Linked DNA regions of Homo sapiens: region 2 is linked to region 1. The links are chromatin contacts, found by Hi-C or POLR2A ChIA-PET in ENCODE. All regions are on one chromosome and are shown on one strand. Each heading gives the region's core, a stretch centred on a gene start or an enhancer-like site at or near the end of the contact. The rest is flanking DNA. Distances are from core to core; before and after follow the strand shown.

What was found. A loop is a pair of places that touch in the nucleus more often than their neighbours do. ChIA-PET counts read pairs that join two places held with the same protein, here RNA polymerase II (POLR2A). Pooled maps may share reads with other maps.
Region 2: a pooled map shows a loop between it and region 1 (9-fold over the local background). The contact joins the promoter of ATXN2 here to the promoter of MMAB in region 1. A Hi-C loop is called at or near these places in 1 of 37 single-sample maps with no recorded cell type and 9 of 50 pooled maps. POLR2A ChIA-PET finds 5 or more read pairs at or near these places in 2 of 52 experiments (T-cell and activated CD8-positive, alpha-beta T cell).

The regions. Positions count from the first base shown.
Region 1 is chr12:109,572,254-109,574,753 of GRCh38, reverse strand. MMAB (metabolism of cobalamin associated B) reads left to right here and starts at 1,250. Exons shown (of 9, transcript NM_052845.4): 1 at 1,250-1,407. The coding sequence starts at 1,274. It overlaps MVK (mevalonate kinase), which reads right to left and starts at 960. Exons shown (of 11, transcript NM_000431.4): 1 at 881-960. RefSeq lists silencers at 720-949, 970-1,099 and enhancers at 859-1,358, 1,359-1,860.
Region 2 is chr12:111,597,419-111,600,647 of GRCh38, reverse strand. It overlaps ATXN2 (ataxin 2), which reads left to right and starts at 1,333. Exons shown (of 25, transcript NM_001372574.1): 1 at 1,333-1,864. The coding sequence starts at 1,614. It overlaps ATXN2-AS (ATXN2 antisense RNA), which reads right to left and starts at 1,150. Exons shown (of 2, transcript NR_146497.1): 1 at 1,095-1,150; 2 at 393-820. RefSeq lists an enhancer at 599-828 and silencers at 1,289-1,598, 1,659-1,828, 1,919-1,968, 2,559-2,688.

The sequences.
Region 1 (2,500 bases), core at 1-2,500:
GAAGAGATCTTAGAACACCTAGTTCAAGCCCATCATAATAACAAAAAAGGTAGTTACCGTCCAGCACTTGCTACGTACCAGAAAGGCAATGCAGGAGTCAACTGGACACATCCAACAGATCTGGGTTCAAATGCCAGCTCTTCCACTCCCCAGTGATGTCATCTTAGTTAACTCACTTAAATGGCTAAGAACCTCGGTTTCCCCACACGTTATATGGAGAGAAAATAACCGTACCTACCTCGGTGGATGTTAGGAAGGTTAAATTAACGCAAGGGAAACACTTGGCGGTGTCTGGCACCTACTAATCATTCAATTACTGAGAGCTACTTATTACTGGCTCTGTTCTTCGTTTCAGCTTTTACAACTACTACTATTAAAGGTAGAAATTACATGAAATCATGGAGCAGAAAGAACTCTTTGCTGGACATTTAGGCTGTTTCCAATGTGTCACAATTATAAACAAGGCTGCAGAAAACACCCAGTACGCCTCGTTTTGCACACTTAAATGAGTATTTCTGCAGGACAGAGTCCTAGAAAGGAGCTTGCAGGGTCTATAGGTGTGTGCAATTTACACTTTTATACATAACGCAAAATTATCCTCCGCTTAAGGCTTTACGTAGATTACCTTACGCTAAGATTCAGGTGTACTATGAGCTAAGTACTATCGTGATCCCCATTTCTTAGAAAAACTGAGGCTCAGAGCGGGGAATCCCCTTGCTTGTCAAGCTCAAAATCACGACTGTCAGATTGAGGTCGCCGATCCCTCGGGGCAAGACTCTCAGAGCTGGGTAAACTGAGCCACAGAAGCTGGACGCCTGGCTCAGCGTCGTCCTGGGTCTAGGACCTCGCGCCGCCCGGCCGCCCGACCCCGGCCTCTCACCTGCCGCCGCCGCCGCCTCCCCGGCCGCCGCCCCTCCGCGCCGAAGCCGGAGCAGCTCCCCAACTCCCACAACCCAGAGCGCCCGTGCCTCAAGGGGAGGAGGCGTTGTACTTCAGGCCAGCCAATCAGAGCGCGCGAGCCCGGAGTACCTTTACCAATAGGCTTGAACATTGGTCAATAGGTGTTGCAGCCAAGCCGACACGGGTTTTCCCGCCCCGCTCCTTCCGTTAAACCAATGGGAAACAAGTCCCTGGGAGTGTCCCGCCCTGGGGTGAGAACTGCGAACCAATAAAAATTGAAACCTGAGCGGTGGCGCGGCCAGCTGTGGGTGGAGTCACCCCGCGGACTGGACGGGAACCTGGCGGGGTCAGGTCCCGTCAAGCAGCCTGGCTCATGGCTGTGTGCGGCCTGGGGAGCCGTCTTGGCCTGGGGAGCCGTCTTGGCCTGCGCGGGTGCTTCGGCGCCGCCAGGCTCCTGTATCCCCGTTTCCAGAGCCGCGGCCCTCAGGGCGTGGAAGACGGGGACAGGTGAGTGGCTGGCGGGAAGGGCAACTCGAACACCTGCCGTGAATCGTGGTGTCGTCGCCATGGGTACGTCACACCGCCGTGAGGTCACCGCGGCAACCGTCAGGTGACGTCTCCACGCTGTTCTGACGTCACCATGGCAACGTGGGCCACGTGGGCGCCAGAGACCAGGTAGTCTTTGCCTAAGTCCCAATGAAGTCCCGCTATCATCGGGCAGGGCAGGGCATATCCCATGTGGGCCAGGAGGGCTCTCGACTCAGATTGTGACCAATCTCCAAAGCAGTTTATTCCCCAGGTCCCAGATACACCAGCACCTTCTAAAGATGGCTTTCCTCATATTCCTTGAAACTTGCACCTCAACCCAGACCTCAGAACCTCTAGAGTACCGTGGATTAATAATGGATTAATTTAGTTCACAGATCCAGGAAATTAACCTTCGAATGGGCTTGTAATGTCACATTTTAATTTTGAGCTATGTCCTTGAGTTGTTTACATTGTTTTTTGAAAATGCCACTTTTTGAGCTGTATTTTGGCAATTCTTCATCTCTGAGTACACTCGAAGCCTCATACTATGGAAGTGGCTCAGGTTTCTTTTCCTGCAAGAGGCCCTGAGTTGGTGGAGTATAAGATAAAAATTTGGGTAGGATAGAGTTAAGAGTCCTAGCTACTTGGGAGGCTGAGGCAGAGGATCACTTGAGCTCAGGAGTTCAAGGCTGCAGTGAGCTATGATCATGCCACTGCACTGCATTCCAGCTTAGGCAACAGAGCAAGACCCTGTCTGTGAACAAAATAATCATAGGCCAGATACGGTGGCTCACGCCTGTAATCACAACACTTTGGGAGTTTGAGGCAGGAGTATTGCTTGAGCTCAGGAGTTCAAAACCAGCCTGAGCAACATGGTGAAACCCGTCTCTACCAAAAAAAAAAAAAAAAAAAAATTAGCTGGGTGTGGTGGTATACACCCGTGCTCCCAGCTGCTCGGGAGGCTGAGGTGGGAGGATTGTTTGAGCCTGGGAGGCAGAGGTTGCAGTGAGCCTAGATCGTGCAACTGCATTTCAGCCTGGGTGACAGAGTGAGACCCCATCTCAAAATAATA
Region 2 (3,229 bases), core at 84-2,583, 2.0 Mb before region 1:
GATCATTTTTGCCTGGACTATCTAGGAGGTTAATTTCAGTTGGACTACTGAAAACTGCTGGTTCAATCATTCTCCACGTTTATCTAAGTCTTTACCTTTATCTGGACAGTTCTAGGACATTGAGGGGAATTTTGGTGTTTCTTCCCCTATTATTTCCTGAAGTCATTTCACTTTAAAAAACAATAGATTCACTGCTCAAAAAAAAAAAAAAAAGTTACCTACTTTCTACTTGCTTCCAGTTTAACTGCAACACATTTTAAAAAGAGTCTACTGTGCTGGCTGGGTAAGTTAAATTAAAACTTCTAAAGGGTCCAAGGTCTAAAGTTCGCACATTGTTTTGAGGTCGGCTCTGTCTCTACCGAGGGAGATCCCATTATCCGTAGTTCTACCAGTCCCAATCCCATATATTTCCTTTAGAATCTCATGAATGAGGAAAAAGAAGTTCAAGTGAGGGAACATAGGTTCAAATGAAGGTCAGATACCTAAAAGAGTTTTCTGGTGACTGTGCGCGGCTGGGGTGGAAAAAGTGGGGAAAAGGTACCCAGATGTGGGTGGCCCCGGAGGGTTGCTCCACTCCAGCCCCGGCAGGGCAGGACAGCGCGGCCTGCCTGGTAGATGCCCCGAGCCACTGGAGCGCCTACTGTGTGGCGGGCGGGGGACGGCAGGAAAACGGCAGGATGCTGTGTCCCCTGAATCTGGCAGGGTTCTAGGTGCTTTACACGTAGCAAGACACATTCTCCGCCCCAAGGCACTCGCAGTCAGTCCATTTTCTGGGTTGCATCAGGTGGGGGCAAACTAGGTCCCCGCAGAAGTGAAGATGCTGAAGGAATACAGTAGGAGAAGAAATGCTTCTCTCCTGTCCTCCACACCAGGCAGGCCCCAGAGGCTGAGACCGACACGCCCTCCCCGAAGGGCAGACCCGCCTTGAGGAAGGCGGATCCGGGTAGGGACCGCCGCCTGGCCCTCACCCGACCCCCGAGAAAGCAACCCAGCGCGCCGCCCGCTCCTCACGTGTCCCTCCCGGCCCCGGGGCCACCTCACGTTCTGCTTCCGTCTGACCCCTCCGACTTCCGGTAAAGAGTCCCTATCCGCACCTCCGCTCCCACCCGGCGCCTCGGCGCGCCCGCCCTCCGATGCGCTCAGCGGCCGCAGCTCCTCGGAGTCCCGCGGTGGCCACCGAGTCTCGCCGCTTCGCCGCAGCCAGGTGGCCCGGGTGGCGCTCGCTCCAGCGGCCGGCGCGGCGGAGCGGGCGGGGCGGCGGTGGCGCGGCCCCGGGACCGTATCCCTCCGCCGCCCCTCCCCCGCCCGGCCCCGGCCCCCCTCCCTCCCGGCAGAGCTCGCCTCCCTCCGCCTCAGACTGTTTTGGTAGCAACGGCAACGGCGGCGGCGCGTTTCGGCCCGGCTCCCGGCGGCTCCTTGGTCTCGGCGGGCCTCCCCGCCCCTTCGTCGTCCTCCTTCTCCCCCTCGCCAGCCCGGGCGCCCCTCCGGCCGCGCCAACCCGCGCCTCCCCGCTCGGCGCCCGCGCGTCCCCGCCGCGTTCCGGCGTCTCCTTGGCGCGCCCGGCTCCCGGCTGTCCCCGCCCGGCGTGCGAGCCGGTGTATGGGCCCCTCACCATGTCGCTGAAGCCCCAGCAGCAGCAGCAGCAGCAGCAGCAGCAGCAGCAGCAGCAACAGCAGCAGCAGCAGCAGCAGCAGCAGCCGCCGCCCGCGGCTGCCAATGTCCGCAAGCCCGGCGGCAGCGGCCTTCTAGCGTCGCCCGCCGCCGCGCCTTCGCCGTCCTCGTCCTCGGTCTCCTCGTCCTCGGCCACGGCTCCCTCCTCGGTGGTCGCGGCGACCTCCGGCGGCGGGAGGCCCGGCCTGGGCAGGTGGGTGTCGGCACCCCAGCCCCCTCCGCTCCGGGCCCGGCGTCCCCTCCCCCGCGGCCCGCGCCGCCGTCCCCGCCCCGTGACCCGCCGGGCTACCCGGGGTGGGCTGGGGGCCGGCAGCGCGGGGGAGACTCGCTCGGGCCTGAGCCCCGAGGCTCGGCCGGTGGGCGCAGCCGGGGTCCTCTGGGATTGTCAGGCCTGTCCAGCCTCCCGCAGCATCCCCGCCCCCTCCCCCGGCGGTCAAGATGGAGGGAGCGGGCGGCCTCCCCTCCCCACGCGTGTTGGGAGGGGTTCTCGGGTAGCGGCGATGGTCAGCCCCGGCTCCCCCTTCCGCACGATCCTCCGCCCGCAGCGTGGGGATGCTCGGGCAGCTCCTCCACTCCCGGTTTAGGTGTGAACGTTGGAGGGGTCTGGAGGCTGTGGTGGCGTTTTCCGGAACATGTCCCCCTCCATGGGGGACATCTCTGGAGGGGAGAAGTTAGGGCCGCGTCCCCCGTGCCGGTTAAAGGGGTAGGCACCGGGCTCCTCCGGAATCATCAGGGTCTGTCGGGGCTCTCTCCCCGCCCCCTCCGAGTCCTGGGAAAGATCGGAGGACGGGGTGGAGACAAGTGGGCCTTGGCCCCCGCACCCCTCTGCGTTCGTGTCCGAGGCGGCGGCGGGGGCTCCCGAACTCCCCTGAAATCGTGGGGCTCCATGTGGCCTCCGGCAGCGTTCCACCCTCCCCCACCTGGGGAAGGGAAGGGGTGGGGAGTGCCCGGCCCCGTCCCGGCCTTCCTCCTTCCCCCGCCAGACCTCTCCGGCGCGCGGGTGGTGGCCGATCCGCATTGCTGTTCGAGGCCGCAGTGGAGAAGGCGCCTGTGGAACATCGGTGGGTGAGGGCTGGACCCAGGCTGGACCCTGGAGATCCGGGGTGGCGGTGCTGGTGGCAGGGGGCGGGCACCCTGCGCACTTATCCCAACCCCCGCCCCAATTTCGGAAATGCTAGGAGAGAGAGATTGCAGCAGGGGACGTGGTCGGGTTCCTGAAGGCAGAAAGGCGGGTGTTTACTAGCGTCTTTTTCCCTCCTAAGCCGGGGTTGTAGTAGGGGCTGGGGGCTCAGTGTTGTCCCGGCTAACTGGGTTTGACTCGAGGGTGTGTTTGTGCAGGAGGGCCTGTTGGGGGTGGCGGGCGGTTGTCAGTTCGTATTTCACGAACTAAGAAAATGCTTAGTGTTCAAAGGGAGAAGGAAACGTCAATAGACTCCATTCCATTGTGGCCGGTGTCCTTAACTTCGGGAGTGCCGCCAGAGCTTACCAAGGGCACGCAAGTCCATTTCCCTTGTGCCTCAAGTCCATCCGTGTTGTAGGCACTACTGTGCCTTCTTTA